Linked DNA regions of Homo sapiens: region 1 is linked to region 2. The links are chromatin loops, found by intact Hi-C in ENCODE. Cell type or tissue: lower leg skin. All regions are shown on one strand. Links, peaks and the distances in the headings refer to the core of each region. The heading gives the core; the rest is flanking DNA.

Region 1 (2,908 bases), core at 121-2,620, 290 kb after region 2:
AACTGCAGCTGATGTCCCCAAGGTCCCGCTGGTCAGAGCTCTCCTTAAGGAAACCCTGAGGTAAAAGGCTCGCCAGAATCCGTCAACAAACTGTGTCCCTTAGGTCCCTGGTTCTCTATCACAACAAGTCCTCCAAATGCCCCCCCGGCTGACCTGTTCAGGATGAGGATGTTCGTGACTGTTATTTTTTCTCTGCTCTTGTCAGAATAGCAGAAAGACCATTCTGTTTTATGGGTCGACATAATCCTTGTTCTCTGTAAAGATCTTTGGGCCAGGCACAGTGGCTCACGCCTGTAATCCCAGCACTTTGGGAGGCCAAGGCAGATTACCTGAGGTCAGGAGTTCAAGAGCAGCCTGGCCAACATGGTGAAACTGCGTCTCTACTAAAAATACAAAAATTAGCAGGGCGTGGTGGTAGGCACCTGTAGTCCCAGCTACTTGGGAGGCTGGGGCAAGAGAATCGCTTGAAGTTAGGTGATGGAGCCAAGATTGCACCAGTGCACTCCAGCCTGGGCAACAGAGCGAGGCTCTGTCTCAAAAAAAAAAAAAAAAGAAAAAAGATCTTTGGAGCAGTCATTGAATATTGTCCCTGCTTTAGCCAATTGGCTTACTGGGGGTTTCCCAAAATGTTCCTGGGTCAATGGCCTTTGACTTTGTTCCTCTGAAGATAACACGAAACAAGATCGATTTGTTAGGAAAATAGTTTGACCTGTTCAGCTGATTTGCAGACCTGGATACAAACCTCATGGTTCTTGAGTGAATGTTCTCATCTGGGTTTAGACGCCACCCAGTGAGGCTCAATTACTCCCAGACAGGGCTTTCCTGACAAACAGAAAAGCCGGAGGGATGTGGGTTGTCCTGGGTTGAGGGGATGGTTTGGGTAGGAGGTGGGATTAGGGACGGATTACATCCCTTCCCCCAAACACGGCATCCTCTGTGAGGAAATGCTGCGACAAAAAGCAAAGCTTGTTTTCTGCAGTATATACTAAAGAATTCTTTCAAAGCTGACTTGATAATGACCGTCAACCTATATAGCATGCTGTTGAACCTCAAAATTAAAAAAAAAGAAGCAGCTGGCTGTGGGGTTTATTGGTATTTGTCAATTAAAGTTTTATTCAGGGTTTTCTGAGATAATCCGATCGCCGAAGTATCTTTTCTCCAAATGCATTTCATGGGGCCTTAAGTCCTATGAACTATTCCTTGATAAAGTGGTCCCGTGGTCACATAAAATATTAGAAACTTGGAATTTCCCTCCTGGGAACACAATGGCATGTGAAAGGCTTGGCTTTGTGTTTTGCAAATGTTTTGCTTTGGGAGTCTTTTCCACATTCCTCAGAATACTCGCTGGTAAAGCAAGCCAACAAAGAAGCAGCAAAGGTCCTTGCAAAATGTTTCAGTTGAAAATGTACCATGTGTTACTTTTTAAGAATTTTTAATGGAAATGGGAATATATCCAGGGTTCTGAACGTTCAATAAAATACTGTGAAAGTCACCACGCCATTCCCGTCCCCGCTGGCTCTTTTCCAGGCTGTTTCCAGTGCTGCCAGGGAACGGCCGGGTCACCCAGGAAGACCTGGTTATTGGCGGGTATCTGATTCCGAAAGGCGTGAGTTTGGGGCCATGGGGGTGGCCAGGCCTTGCGGGTCGGGGTTGAATTGGAATCTGCTTCTACCTTCAGGAAGTCTTTGTCCCTAAGCAGAGATCAATAGGTTTCCTTTTCTTTTGCATGTATTTTAAGATGAAGATGGGGTGTTGGGAGAAAGGAAGGGAATGGTGTGATCTCACTGCTCTGGAAACTTACTGCTCACCAGCAAGGCAGCCCATGCTCCTTGGCCTGCTCCCCAGGCCGTGTGGAAGTGGCCAGTCACCGCTGGGAGTCTCTGAAGGGCTCGACGGTCTTCTCAGTGGCTGCAGTGACATTTGGGGTGCAGTGTGGAGTGGGAAGGGGGGAGCGGCTGCCATCCTGGGTGTGAGTGGACCCGGGCGGCCCCCAGGCGGGAGCACCCCGGGAGACTGTCCGGCTAGGGCTCTGGGCCCTGCCCTGCTCTTGAGTGATTCTGCCCCTTTTCCCTTTTCTGTCATCCCTGATTTCCTCAGACCCAGCTGGCCCTTTGCCACTATGCCACATCGTACCAGGATGAGAACTTCCCTCGGGCCAAGGAGTTCCGGCCTGAGCGCTGGCTGCGGAAAGGAGACTTAGATAGAGTTGACAATTTTGGATCCATCCCCTTTGGTCATGGGGTTCGCAGCTGCATAGGGCGGAGAATTGCAGAACTGGAGATTCACCTCGTCGTGATCCAGGTAGGGCGTGGAGGCCAAACGTTGGCCTTTGGGTTCGGCCTCTTTCTACTGGGCACAACAGGATAAAGACTTCCAGGTTGAAAAGCAAAGACGGTTTTGGAAACTTAAGATCAAGAGCCGTCAGGCACTGTGGCTCACACCTGTGGTCCCAGCTACTCAGGAGGCTGAGGCGGGAGGCTCACTTGAACCCAGGAGTTCAAGGCTGCAGTGAGCCGTGATCACACCACGGCACTCCAGCCTGGGCGACAGAGTGAGACCCTATCCAAAAATAAGAGCTCTGCATGATATCCTTTGAAAATGCCTCCCCATCTCCCGTGCCCACCCTGTCCTCCAACCGCGTGGCTACACTCTGAGAAACCCTGGAGGTCTAAGCGAGGCCCTGTGGGGATTGGGGACCCCGCCTCCACCTCTAGTGGCCGTGTCTGCAGTTAGGAGCTGGCCTCTCAGGCACCGTCAGCAGCAGCCCCCCCCCCCGGGAAAGGCACAGTGGTGCTCTTGCTGGTCTCCTTTGTTTAACTGACCCAACCATTTACACAGAGCAGTGGTTCTCAAGCTTCTTAGGTTGTGAAACATCAGGAAGCCCTGGGTGTTGTTACAGAACACCTTA
Region 2 (2,908 bases), core at 261-2,760:
ATCCAGGGTAAGCAAGCGGAGGATCGGCAAGGTGGATCTCACCTGCAGATTACTGTTTGACTCTTTACTTCATGTGTTAATAACCCTTGTAGCTCTTGAAGTTTGTCTGATTCAGAGAGGACTGTTTTCTGGTCGCTTATCTAGCCAAACCACAAATTGAGCAATAGAGAAAGGAAAAGTATTACCCAGGATTAAAGTTTATTGCTGATGAATTTTTCTTCAGTCTTAATTCAACATTATCAGGTAGGGAAGTTTCTTCTTATTAATCCCTTTACTTCAAGCAAGGCTTGAAATTGAAACCTGGAGTATTCTGATACAGTGAATTTTTTTTTTTAATAACCATGAGAAACAGAGCTTACGTGCTTCAGCAGACCTACCTCTCCCTTTCTCTTCAACGGTTTAAGCAATTCCATTGCAAATGATTAGGGTAGACACTTATTCTGTTATCATTGTAAATACTGCTCAGTGGATCTTCAGTGTTTCTCAGTAATCTCTTTTTATTCTCCAATCAAACTACTACTTCTAGCCTGGTATTCTTAAAAAGGGCCTAAGCCGATTGGAAAAGCATAAGAGGCGATTTGCAGAACAGAAACGACTCAGCAAAGTGCATCGTGCTGTCAAGTTCAGCATTGAAGGCAACAGGATGCCCCTATAGGCCTGGCCCTACCAGAGTATATACACGAGAGGTATTCCCAAGGAAGCATGTACTGTGCATGGGCTTGAATTGTCAACAGTCAGAGTGAAAAGTGTGTGTGTGTGTGCTTTCTTAATCAGAAGAGGCCAGGTCTGCTTTTAGTTTCAAAATAATGACCCTAACAGGCACCTTGGGATATTCAAGGCCTCTTGAATATTTAGAAATTGACATGGAAGTCCCTTCCTTTATCAGTATCCTAGAGAGTAATAGATAATTACTTCCCTAATATGCATTTGGGTCTTCCTGACTGGTACCCGTTTTTATGAAAAAGGTTTTTGTTAGGACCCAGAATTACAGTGATATGTGTTACAGGCATATAAACTAGTTAGTGGTTTCCTGGTGGGAGGTAGCTTGTTTCCTGCTGTCAGTGGCTCAGCAACATGCATTTGAGAACTCATTACATAAAGCCTTATACTAAATATTTAGGAGATGAATTTGATTAACACATACTCAAAATGTGGTCAGAAGTGGAAAAGACTTGGGAACATTCATAAGCCCAACTCACTGATCCACTATGCTTTGAGACTAATGGCACCTTTGTTGCGGAGCACACACAGTGTGTGTGTGTTGCCTGCCTATGGTTCTTCTCCATGACCCCTGCTTTGGCAGCTGTTTCCACTGACTCCACTCTCCTACCTGCCAGTTCATGTTGCTATTAAGTGACTATCAAAACAAAACGTACTTTCTTATTTCTTGAGAATAAATCGAGGGTAGAGAAGGACTAGTTCTGTGCCAAGAACTTCCTCCTCTCTCTCTCCCTCCTCTTTCTTGTGCCCATATCCGTGTCCCTGACCACCTCTCCATGTCCCCTGTACCTGTTTCTTTTTTGCCCTTCTGTCCTTTTTCTTTTTCTTTTTCTTTTTCTTTTTGAGACGGAGTCTTGCTCTGTCGCCCAGGTTGGAGTGCAGTGGTGCGATCTCCACTCACTGCAAGTTCCGCCTCCTGGGTTCACACCATTCTCCTGCCTCAGCCTCCCAGTTAGCTGGGACTACAGGCTCCTGCCACCATGCTCGGCTAATTTTTTGTATTTTTAGTAGAGACGGGGTTTCATCCTGTTAGCCATGATGGTCTTGATCTCCTGACCTCGTGATCCACCCGCCTCGGCCTCCCAAAGGGATTACAGGCATGAGCCATCTCCTTTTTCATTGTTTCTTCTCTCTTTTTAGCCGTCTTTCATATTTCTCTTAACATTTTTATTTTTGAGAATTGGGAACTACAATATGGCAAAGAAAATAGGTAATAAAAACTCTTAGTGGCCAATCTGCTTTGAAAGCAGAGGTTGTGTTTCCAGGGCTGTGTCCCTGTGTGCTGATGTTTCTGGTTCTGGTCCCACTTCCCCATAGGTGGAGCAGGGTTGCATATTCACTCAGGACTTGCTTCCACATTGTAGACGCTAATGAGCAGTATTAGAAAAGACATGTCCAGGAAAAGAAATGGAAATGGGTTTCCAATGAAACACTTTTTGTCTTAAGTATCATTTTTGTTTTCAAAGTTATGTAAATAAATATAAAAAATAAATAGGGTTTTTTGTTTTTTGTTTTTGTTTTTGTTTTTGAGACGGTGTCTCACTCTGTCGCCCAGGCTGGAGCATAGTGGTGCAATCTCTGCTCACTGCAAGCTCTGCCTCCCGGGTTCACACCATTCTCCCGCCTCAGCCTCCTGAGTAGCTGGGACTAGGGCAGGCGCCCACCACCACACCTGGCTAACTTTGTTTTTGTATTTTTAGTAGAGATGGGGTTTCACTGTGTTAGCCAGGATGGTCTTGATCTCCTGACCTCTAGTGATCTGCCCGCCTCGGCCTCCCAAAGTGCTGGGATTACAGGTGTGAGCCACCATGCCCGGCTAACAATTTGAGGTTTTAAATGTATTTCCAGATATGCCTTGAACTTAGTTTTTATAATTATAGAAAATGTTTAAGTACAAAGAGAAACATTATTCATGGTCCTAGCATTCAAAAGCAGTTTGATGTATTTGTTGTCTTTTTTCTACTGATAACGTTAATTAAAATTATACTAAATATCAGCCTGGACAACATAGCAAGACTCCATCTCTACCAAAAAATTAAAAAATTAGCCGGGCATGGTGGCATACATCTGTAGTCCTAGCTACTTGGGAGGGTGAGGTAGGAGAATCACTCGAGCCCAGGAGTTTGAGGCTGCAGTGAGCTAGAATCATGCCATTGCACTCCAGCCTAGGTGAGACCCTATCTCTAGA

Evidence for each region. A loop is a pair of places that touch in the nucleus more often than their neighbours do. Peaks named below come from ENCODE experiments on the same cell type or tissue, not always from the same donor. Only the 100,000 strongest peaks of a DNase experiment are listed, where the experiment ranks them.
Region 1: a loop joins it to region 2, with 4 times the contacts of the local background. A loop is called at or near these places in 33 of 110 quality-filtered maps.

The regions. Positions count from the first base shown.
Region 1 is chr2:127,192,487-127,195,394 of GRCh38, reverse strand. It overlaps CYP27C1 (cytochrome P450 family 27 subfamily C member 1), which reads left to right. Exons shown (of 9, transcript NM_001367502.1): 6 at 1-60; 7 at 1,528-1,606; 8 at 2,098-2,301. Among named protein-coding and RNA genes, the nearest start is that of CYP27C1, 26 kb to the left of the region's middle. In lower leg skin, for the core only: no CTCF peak of the experiment used is centred there; DNase peaks (open chromatin) are centred at 1,544 and 2,094.
Region 2 is chr2:127,483,652-127,486,559 of GRCh38, reverse strand. IWS1 (interacts with SUPT6H, CTD assembly factor 1) reads left to right here. Exons shown (of 14, transcript NM_017969.3): 13 at 1-7. Among named protein-coding and RNA genes, the nearest start is that of IWS1, 41 kb to the left of the region's middle. In lower leg skin, for the core only: no CTCF peak of the experiment used is centred there; no DNase peak of the experiment used is centred there.